2 separate regions of the Homo sapiens genome follow, and region 2 is linked to region 1. Evidence: read pairs that join two places in POLR2A ChIA-PET (ENCODE). Cell type or tissue: PC-9. All regions are shown on one strand. Each heading gives the region's core, and the rest is flanking DNA. Links, peaks and the distances in the headings are about the cores only.

What was found. ChIA-PET counts read pairs that join two places held together with the same protein. Peaks named below come from ENCODE experiments on the same cell type or tissue, not always from the same donor. Only the 100,000 strongest peaks of a DNase experiment are listed, where the experiment ranks them.
Region 2: POLR2A ChIA-PET joins it to region 1 with 5 read pairs; 3 of 35 experiments call an interaction of 5 or more read pairs at or near these places.

What each region holds. Positions count from the first base shown.
Region 1 is chr9:96,337,438-96,342,819 of GRCh38, reverse strand. The region is part of intron 8 of SLC35D2 (solute carrier family 35 member D2); the gene reads left to right. All of the region lies in intron 8 of SLC35D2-HSD17B3 (SLC35D2-HSD17B3 readthrough), which reads left to right. Among named protein-coding and RNA genes, the nearest start is that of HSD17B3, 38 kb to the right of the region's middle. RefSeq lists an enhancer at 1-342. In PC-9, for the core only: no CTCF peak of the experiment used is centred there; a DNase peak (open chromatin) is centred at 2,929; H3K27ac peaks cover 2,353 bases.
Region 2 is chr9:96,277,649-96,283,030 of GRCh38, reverse strand. The region is part of intron 2 of HSD17B3 (hydroxysteroid 17-beta dehydrogenase 3); the gene reads left to right. All of the region lies in intron 17 of SLC35D2-HSD17B3 (SLC35D2-HSD17B3 readthrough), which reads left to right. Among named protein-coding and RNA genes, the nearest start is that of HSD17B3, 22 kb to the left of the region's middle. In PC-9, for the core only: no CTCF peak of the experiment used is centred there; a DNase peak (open chromatin) is centred at 2,860.

The DNA.
Region 1 (5,382 bases), core at 266-5,265:
GCTGCTGTGGACTCCTGGGCAGCTCCTTGTTCTTTCTCCAGCTGGACTTTCTCACTTGTCCAATTCTCTTCCCAGAAGGAGGGATCAGCAGAAGGGCTTAGCAACCTCGTCCCCGGGCACAAACAGCCATTTCCACGGGTTTATATGGAAAACTACCAAGTGGCACCAATCTCGATAAAGAGCTCTCTTTTTCGGGTTATTTAGAACGTTGTGAACCTGAGCCTCCCTGTTAATTCCGTTTTGGAAGATAAAGCGGGCACCTGCACCTCTCTAGTAAGAATGAGCAGGGCATGATACCTGAAAACACAGTATTTGTTTTTCAGCTACCATCAATCAATTTTAAACTGAGTCAGTGCTCCAACATTACACAAAACAAAATTATGAACTCTTGGCCAGGCGAGGTGGCTCACACCAGTAACCCCAGCACTTTGGGAGGCCGAGGCAGGCAGATCACCTGAGGTCAGGAGTTTGAGACCAGCCTGGCCAACGTGATGAAACCCCATTTGTAGAGAGTATTTTTAGTAGTAGTAAAAATACAAAAATAAGCCAGGCATGGTGGCGGGTGCCTGTAATCCCAGCTTCTCAGGAGGCTGAGGCAGGAGAATCACTTGAACCTGGGAGGCAGAGGTTGCAGTGAGCCGAGATCACGCTATTGCACTCCAGCCTGGGTGACAGAGCGAGACTCCATCTCAAAAAAAAAGGAAAAAAGATAAAAAGAAAAATTATGAACTCTTAATGAAGTGGTCCTAGAGGCTTGTCTCCTTTCATTATTATAGAAACGAGGGTTTTTTTTTGTTTTTGTTTTGTTTTGTTTTTTTAAATCAGCGGAGTTTATCTGTTCTGAAATTCTGGTATTTTAGATATATATATATTTTTTTTTTCCAAAAATATAAATCTAGAAACTCCTAAATATTGTTAAAACATCTCACTGGGGCTAAAAGCATATTTCCCCATGGCAACAACACTATGAAAGGCATAGTGACCAGAAACTGAATTTTAGGTTCTTTATGAGTAAAATAGATTAGGTGTATTATGTTAATAATGTATAACATTGTTTCAGAAGAAATATGTGTTCTTACATCAACGTCATTGACTTATAAACTTGTAGCATGGTGTTTTCAGAAGTTGCCCTCTGCCTGTAATGATTATCATGTGGAATCTTCTGCTTTCTCATGTGATAATAATAATAGCTAATACTTGCTGAGGGCTTATTATGTCAGACATTTTTCAAAGCATTGTTCATGAACTATCTCACTGCATTTCCACAGCAGAAGAGAAGGTCCTGTTACTATTTCTATCGTATAGGCAAAGCATCTAGGGCATTGTGCTTAAATACATTCCCAAGGATAGCAGGTGGTCAGTCCAGGCACTCTGGCTCTAGAAACACATCCTCCACTGTCATCTTTATTTACTTCATTTGTATATGAAAAGTGTTTGTTTTCTCCTTCATGTGTGAAAACATATCCTTCCCTTATAGAAAGTACAAGAGACCTAACATATACTTTATTTTTATTTATTTTATTTTATATTTTTGAGACAGCGTCTCACTCTGTCACCCAGGCTGGAGTGCAGTGGCATGATCTTGGCTCACTGAAACTTCTGTCTCCCACATTCAAGCAATTCTCCTGCCTCGGCCTCCTGAGTAGCTGGCATTACAGGAGCGCACCACCACACCCAGCTAATTTTTGTATTTTTAGTAGAGACGGGGTTTCACCATGTTGGCCAGGATGGTCTCAAACTCCTGACCTCAAGTGATCTGCCTTTCTCAGCCTCCCAAAGTGCTGGGATTACAGGGGTGAGCCACTGTGCTCAGCTAACATATACTTTATTAAATCCTAATGCTCTAGGAGAATATCCTCCTCCTATTCTGGCTTGTGGTACTGGAATATCCGAATATTTACCCTGTTTAGCCTCTTCTATTTGATCAGACTTCAAAGATTTCAAACAGAAGTTCCTTTAGAAAGTCTGTAAGTACCTTCGAGCCGCCAGAGTGACTGCTAATCATTGAAATTCCAGATGGACCAAAGTGCTAACTATATAGATTTGTTTTTCAAAACCAATAAGAAAAATTATAATTAGAAGATATAGAGTATAGTTATAACCATAATAAAAGGCCTTCTATAAAATAACAAAGTACAAGTCAAGTCATGGAGTTAAAAATTTGACTAGTTTTTTTTTTTTTTTTTTTTTTTTTTTTTTTGAGATGGAGTCTCCCTCTGTTGCCCAGGCTAGAGTGCAATGGCATGATCTCGACTCACTGCAACCTCCGCCTCCTGGGTTCAAGCGATTCTCCTGCCTCAGCCTCCTGAGTAGCTGGAACTACAGGCGCCCGCCACCATGATGCCCGGCTAATTTTTGTATTTTTAGTAAAGATAGGGTTTCACCATGTTGGCCAGGCTGGTCTCGAACTCCTGACCTCGTGATCTGCCCGCCTCGGCCTTCCAAAATGCTAGAATTACAGACGTGAGCCACTGCGCCCAGCCAAGTTTGACTAGTTTTTAAAAGTATTGTATGACGAGATGCCAAAATATATGAGACACTCACTGTAATCTGCAAGAAAAAAGCCATCAACCCCATATAAAAAACAAAAAGCAAAAAACAACAGTGAGATTTCCACTACTAACATTGCTCTGTATTCACTGAATCAGGGCAAATTTCTTCCCATTGGTCCCTTTTGAATGTGGTGGAATTCATTTTAGATTGTAAACCAAATAGGAGAAAGAAATGAATTAGGTGTGTTAGCCTGTAATATAAAATTGCTTTTTGTTTACCAAGTTTGGTTTGAGTGTTCTGAAAGCTGATTAATGAATTAGAGCAAAATGTTAACTTCTCTTGTTAATGGAAAGAAACTTGATGAGTCATTTTCCCTGGTTAACTGGGACTAGGAGCGATGGAGAAGATCAGAGATTGTGGTAAATGTGTGTGTGTGACTCATTCCTCCGGGAATTCAAGCCCAGACTTTGGACTTACACAGTCAATAGATCTATTAACAGTGCCTCAATTCTATCTCTGATGAACAAAGTCAGAGATGACAGCTTCTCTTGTTAACAAATTAGGCCCTTGGAAAATACTCAGCGGGTGAACTTTCTTTAGTATTTGAATCACTGCAATAGGTTCAAAGTACATCTAGTATATTACAGTTGATGAATAGAGATAAATAATAGGACTTTTTTTCCCTGATTAAAAAACCCTGAGTGCAAAGTGAAAAAGACTCACGTTCCAACAGTAAGTCTAAAGGAAGAAGGGCTTTATTGTTGTTTACCTTTGATTATTTCTTTTTAAAAATAAATAATGCTACATTATTTTTTATGATTTAAAAATAAATCATGCTGCATTATTTTAAAAATGCCACTAATACCGTCTCATCATTATTAAGGAAATAAAACTAAAATCTATAAAAATTTAGGTTGGGGCTGGTCACGATGGCTCACGCCAGTAATCCCGGCTCTTTGGGAGGTTGAGGCGGGCAGATCATGAGGTCAAGAGATCGAGACCATCTTGGCCAACATGGTGAAAACCTGTCTCTACTAAAAATACAGAAATTAGCTGGGTGTGGTGGCGAGTGCCTGTAGTCCCAGCTACTTGGGAGGCTGAGGCAGGAGAATCGCTTGAACCCGAGAGGTGGAGGTTGCAGTGAGCTGAGATCGTGCCACCGCACTCCAGCCTGGGCGACAGGGCGAGACTCCATCTCAAAAAAAAACAAAACAAAATTTAGGTTGGTGAAGAATCTAAATATTTTATGAGAGTCACAAAATAGCCCTCAATGGATTTTGTAGTATCAGGAACACATATAGAGTTTTTATTTATTTCTTATTAATGGATTGATTGATATTTTACTGTTTGCATAAATACTTTTAGCTCTTTGAGAGAATAGATGTTTTTCTACCCTTGGTTTGAAATTTAAAACTTAAGTATTTCTCTTATTCCCAATTTTATTTTAATTTCAGACACTAAGTGTTTCCCATGATTTTTGTGGTTTTGTTTTGTTTTGGTCTTTGACTACCTTAAGCATAAACTTTTTGGCTTTAATTCTTTTGGAAGTTTTCTGCTCCTTTGATTAGCTTGGGGCTTGCTGGAAAGACAGATTTATATTTATTATATTTTTCTTTCATAAGTGAACATTTAACAAAAAGTGTTATGACGCAAGGAAACTGTCAAACATATACAGAAGGAGACGGAGTGACATGACAAACTCCACATATATGCCCATCAGCCAGTTTCAACAATTAGGAACATTTAACGTGTATTTTTTTTTTTTTTTTTTGAGACAGGGTCTCACTCTGTTGCCCAGGCTGGAGTACAGTGGTACCATCACAGCTCACTGCAGCCTCCATCTCCTGGGCTCAGGTGATCCTCCCACCTCAGCCTTCCCAGTAGCTGGGACTACAAGTGTGCACACCACCATGCCCAGCTAATTTTTGTCATGTGTATCCTTTTGAGAAGTGAAGTGGGCAAAGCATTACTCATGAAACAATGACAGTGAAATGTGACAAGATGGTACAGATTGGAGAAGAGAATTCTACCTTAATTGTTTAAAAATTTGAATTATAAACTTAAAAGATTTCATTTTAAATACATTGAGTTTCTAAAACTTGGCTAACAAAGTATTGCTTAATAGAAAGTGAGTAGAACTTATATTCGATCATGTTATTGAGCACATACTTACGGGCAGTCTTCAGACACTTTCAGATCGTTTTTGGATACAGGCAGGGGCCAACCATGAATAAAATACTCCTTATTGTCACCTGTCACCTCAAGAGGGTTAATTTTATTTTCTCAGCTAGGGATTAAATTCCTGGAGAGCAGAAATTGAGTTTTTTTTTTTTTTTTTTTTTTTTGAGGTGGAGTTTTGCTTTTGTTACCCAGGCTGAGTGCAATGGCGTGACCTCGGCTCACTGCAACCTCTGCCTCCCGGGTTCAAGTGATTCTCCTGCCTCAGCCCCTGTAGTAGCTGGGATTACAGGCACCTGCCCCTGCGCCTGGCTAATTTTTGTATTTTTCGTAGAGATAGGGTTTCACCATGTTGGCCAGGCTGGTCTCAAACTCCTGACCTCAGGTGATCTACCCGCCTCGGCCTCCCAAAGTGCTGGGATTACAAGCGTGAGCCACTGCGCCCGGCCAAAAATGAAGTCTTAAACTTCTTTGTCTACCATGTCCTCCACCCCAATTACTTGATTGCTTTATAAGTAGCAAATAATAGTTTATTTGTTCACAATACTTCCTAAGCATGTGCAAGTTCCTGAGAACAGTTTATGACCTTAAACTTTTCTTGCCTACATTATTAATTAAGAATAAACTTTTTGGCTGGGTGTGGTGGTTCATGCCTGTAATCCCAGTACTTTGGGAGGCCAAGGCAGGCAGATGACTTGAGCCCAGGAGTTT
Region 2 (5,382 bases), core at 242-5,241, 60 kb after region 1:
TCCATCTCTAAAAAAAAAAAAAAAAAAAAAAAAAAAAAGAAAGAAACCTGTTGTGCTTTTATTCCAATGTTGAGTTTACAGAAAAACTGAATAAAATACTTCTCTTATTTTAGCCAATATGTTTACACACAGAATTTCTTTTACAATATTAATTTTTTTCACAAACCTTCCAAAATTTCCTTAAACTTTTAACCTTTTAATCCAGGCAGAAAAATCCACATTCCCATGACTTCTTATTATCTTTTACCAAAAACACATTCTGCTTTCCTTACATGCCTTACAGGTAGAACTGTTTCTTCAGTAGTCTTAATTACACGTTACAATGTTAACCCTTAGCAACTTTTACTTCTGGTGAAAAACCTGGTTAGGAAGCAATTTTAATCATGTGCCAAGTGTGGAGCCTAGCTCAGGACACACCAGGCAGAAGTGCAGATGAGGGCTGACTCCAGCATAGCTAGGGGGTGTGGCTAACTCCACATGTCCCTGGCCTTATCTAGAACTAATGCGCCAAAGTAGGTAAATTGAACAATTTTCAAAAGTCAAAGAAGCAGTTTATGACCTTAAAGCATTAAGTAAACTTAATATTTGACCTATTTAACTTTAGACCAAATGTCTTTATTTTACCAATATTTTTAAAACTATCTTTATTTCTCAAAGATTACTTAAGTCACATGAACTAAAAGACATTACACTTTTTACTTTTCTCATAAAATATTTGATTTAAGCGCTTATTATTTTTAAACCAATTAATCAAAGCTCTTTTATATCACATATGCAACATATATAAATACACAGACAGAGAATAAAGGACTCATCCCTAAGACACGAATCAAACCTTGAACCCAGGCCACCATTCTGAAAAGAGAAAGCACGGCCATATGGTTACAAGGTCAAGCTCCCAAGGACATAACTGACCAGTTTGCTGGGCCATCTTGAAAAGCGGGCTTACAGGTGTCCTATGCCCATGTTCTATCCTAAGTTACCCCTCTTTGTGGCAGAACAATATAGAAAGACACACAAAGCACACCAAATTTGCTGCAGCTTACGACTAGCCTCACAAATCCTTTTTCCCATTAATCAAAACTTTACAGAGGAGACAAGCAGTGATTTTTACCATTTAACCAGTTTGCAGAGAGACAGAGGGAGACAGAAAGGAAAGCATTGCCTGAGGCAGGGTGGGGGAGGCGAGACGCTCACAGAGCCCAGAGAAAAAACCACCCATTGCAGCAACGCTGAAAAGTTCAGGTGGCTGCTTGTCAGTAGTGAAGGGATCTTTTCCTGCAGTCTCATCAGCTCTTAAGTTCCCCCTTTTAGGGAGGAAAAAGTTCCCCGTGTACCACAATGCTGTACATGCCTAATCCTGTCACCCACAGCCATTAGCAAAGAGCGAAAGGCAGATTATTCCAAAGAGAAAAGCAGTTAACATCCCGTAGGGCCAAACCCATTCTTAGCCAAGAGGGACTTTACGAGAGGGACTTTTCTGAGAGGGGACTTTAACCCCCTAAATATTAGAAGGGACTCTAACCCTCCTAAGTTAGGACTCTAACCCAAGGCTAGTCAAGTGCCCTTGCCTTTTATTAAGAAGGGCCTCTAACCTGCTCTGTCTTAGGAGAGGCTCTAACTCCCCTAAGTTGGGCCTCTAACCCAGCCCCATCCTTTACCCGGGTAAATGCGCCCCACTTACCCAAAGCCATCCAATCAGTGCTGTAGTCTATTTTTTTTGGGTCGGGGGCTTCTTTAGTATTGGGGCTTCTTTAGTATTGTGCCTTCAGGGTTAGTGAGAAAGATGTTACCAGACCCCACCACTTACCCAAAGTTAGGCTTTGGGAAGGGGGTTTTCACACTATAATCCCTTTGTGGTCACCAGAAAGATGTTACAGGAAAGGGGTCCTGATCCAGACCCCAAGAGAAGGTTCTTGGGTCTTGAGCAGGAAAGAATTCAGGGTGAGTCCATAAAGTGAAAGCAAGATTATTAGGAAAGTAAAGGAATAAAAAATGGCTACTCCATGGACAGAGCAGCCCTCGGGTTGCCCATTTTTATGGTTATTTCTTGATGATATGCTAAACAAGGGGCGGATTATTCATGCCTCCCCTTTTAGACCATATAGGATAACTTCCTGACATTGCCCTGGCATTTGTAAACTGTCACGGCGCTGGTGGGAGTGTAGCAATGAGGATGACCAGAGGTCACTCTCCTCGCCATATTGGTTTTGGTGGGTTTTAGCTGGCTTTTTTACTGCAAGCTGTTTTATCAGCAAGGTCTTTATGACCTGTATTTTGTGTTGACCTCTTACCTCACCCTGTGACATAGAATGCCTCAACTATCTGGGAATGCAGCCCAGTAGGTCTCAGCCTCATTTCACCCAGCTCCTATTTAAGATGGAGTTGCTGTGGCTCAAATACCTCTGACATGGTAACAGCAGCTCAGTGTTGCCAGCCCCACCCTATTGCACTGTCCCTTGTGGTTTCTTCATATTAAACTCTCTCCAAATTACTCAGTTTGAGTGTGCTATTTCTGCCAGAACCCTGGATAAATTGAGTTTTTAGTTATTTTTAAAAATGACAAATCAGAGTTCATCAACATCTATGCCTCAGCTAACTTGACCTTCATTAGAAGGCTTGCTAGCCTAACAGATGTTATAAGTAATTTTCCTGAGGAAATTATTTATACTGTGGAATAGTCGTTCAAAATAAGTGGATTGGTGAAAAAATGTTGTACAGGCACTTCTACCCTTGAATGAACAAAAGTATGTGAACCAAAAATACAATTCTAAGTCTCCCAACCAATCGAATGGACCCCTTCTCTTGGCCAAGGGCATTCCTAAGTTAACCTGAAAAACCAGTTCAGGCCATGATGGAGATGGGTGGTTGAACATGCCTCATTACGGCCTCCTCCCTTTGGAATTCAGGCACAGCTGAGCACCGCTGATATCAACACAGAGACCTTAAGAGTGACAAAGCAGGCCGGGCACAGTGGCTCACGCCTGTAGTCCCAGCACTTTGGGAGGCCCAGGCGGGCAGATCACCAGGTTAGGAGATCGAGACCATCCTGGCTAACACAGTGAAACCCCGCCTCTACTGAAAATGCAAAAAATTAGCCAGGGGTGGTGGCGGGCGCTTATAGTCCCAGCTACTTGGGAGGCTGAGGCAGGAGAATGGCGTGAACCTGGGAGGCGGAGCTTGCCGTGAGCCGAGATCGCGCCACTGCACTCCAGCCTGGGTGACAGAGCGAGACTCCATCTAAAAAAAAAAAAGAGTGACAAAGCAGACTCTTTGTAGCAATAAGATACCAACATCACAGACAGCAGGCCCTAAAAGAAATCAAAGTATTTTACCCCCAAATGTATTTCTTTGACACATTTTGAAATGGCCCTGCAAAGCTCTCTGTTGTGGGGAAAATCTATGGTCTGTAGAGAATCCCCTTCCCTTTCCAGGTCATTTTCCTGATTCAGGAGAGAATTAACTGGGAGTCTGATAAGAAACATTTACAATCTATTCTCTCTAAAGCCTGCTACCTGGAGGCTTCATCTGCATAATAAACACCTTGGTCTCCACAATCTCTTATCTTACCCAGACACTCCCTTCTCTTGATTCCAGGTGTTTAGATAAACTTTTTCAACCAATTACCAATCAGGAAATCTTTGAATCCACCTATGACCTGTAAGTCCCCCCACACCCACCCCTTTGAGTTGTTTTGCCTTTCTGGACAGAAGCAACGTACATCTTACATGTATTGATGGATATCTTATGTCTCTCTAAAACATGTAAGACCAAGTTGTAGCCCAACCACCTTGGGTATATGTTCGCAGGACCTCCTGAGGCTGTGCCACTGGAATGTCCTTAACCTTGGAAAAATAAACTTCAGCATGGATTGAGACCTGTCTCAGACACTTTTTGATTTACAGGTGTAATATCTGTGGGTATAGCAGAGTAGCATTCATGGCCTTGAACTGTGATTTGGTCCCACATCCTGCCACGTAGTGGAGGATTCTGCCATGTGATTTAGCTAGAAGGTTGACTGTATCCACCCCTTAGAATATTTTATCTACCGGGGATGAGCCCTCATGCAAGACATTTAGTAGACTGCCTAAGGGTCAGAGAGCTGGGGCTCCACTGAGCTTTCAAGAACAGGTTCCTGACTCTTTGATCCAGCTTGATGTTTTAGGTGTGGTAGAGTTCAGTCTGAAGCTTGCTTGCCTTGTAAGGCACCATCTGCTGGCTGGGTTTTGTGGGAGGGTACCTACAGTCCTCATTTATTTCTAATTACTGGAGGTTATAAGAAAAACCCAATACTTAACAGCAGCCAAATAGGCTTACATCAAATAAAGACATCAAATTCATGGCCTACCATCAAATTCATGGTTCCCATCATTTCTGCCTAGTTGTAGACAGAGTTCCCTTAGGGAGTGTGTGTAATTGCTGTGGCCTTAGACAATCACTCAGCCCAGCTGGACACAAGCAGGGTGGCCCCACTCAAGCCCCACGCAGCACCCACCCTCTCCACACACATCCCCACACCCATTTCAAGAGCACTGCCATCTAATTTTTGTGTATTTATTTTGTTCTCCTTTAACTTAAAAAATATTGAATATTTCCTTGCACCTTTACTGATGAATAATTGACAAATAAAAATTGTATATATTTAAGTGTATGACTTCTTAATATATTGAAATATGTATACATTGTGAAATAATCACCATAATCAAGTTAACGAACGTATCTATTATTTCATATCATTACCATGATCTTTTCTTGTTCTTTTTTGGGAGGGGTGAGAAAACGAGATTTACAGTTCTTAGCAAATTTCAAGCATATAATACAGCCTTGTTAATTATGTTCTATGTTAACTATGTCCTTGTTAACTATGTCTATTAGTTCTCTAGATCTCATTCATCCTGCATAACTGAAACTTTGTGTCCCTTGACCAACATCTCACCATTTACCCCTCCCCCAGCCTCTAGCAGCAACATTCTACTCTGTAGTTCCATGAGCTTGACTGTTTTAGATTCCACATATAAGTGAGATCATGCAGTATTTGTCTTTGTGTCTGACTTATTTCACTTAGCATAATCTCCTCATTTATCCATGTCCAACATTTATCCATGTTGTCATAAATGTCAGGATTTCCTTCTCTTTTTAAAGGCTAAATGATATTCCATTGTGTGTGTGTGTGTGTGTGTGTGTGTGTGTGTGTGCCACATTTTCCTTATTCATCTGTTAATGGATATTGGGGTTACTTCCATATCTTGGCTATTGTGAATAGTACTGTAATGAACAAGGGAGTGCAAATACCTTGAAGACATACTGATTTCATTTCCTTTGGATATATAGCCAGAAGCTGGATCATAAAGTAGTTATTATTTGAAGGAACTTCCATACAGT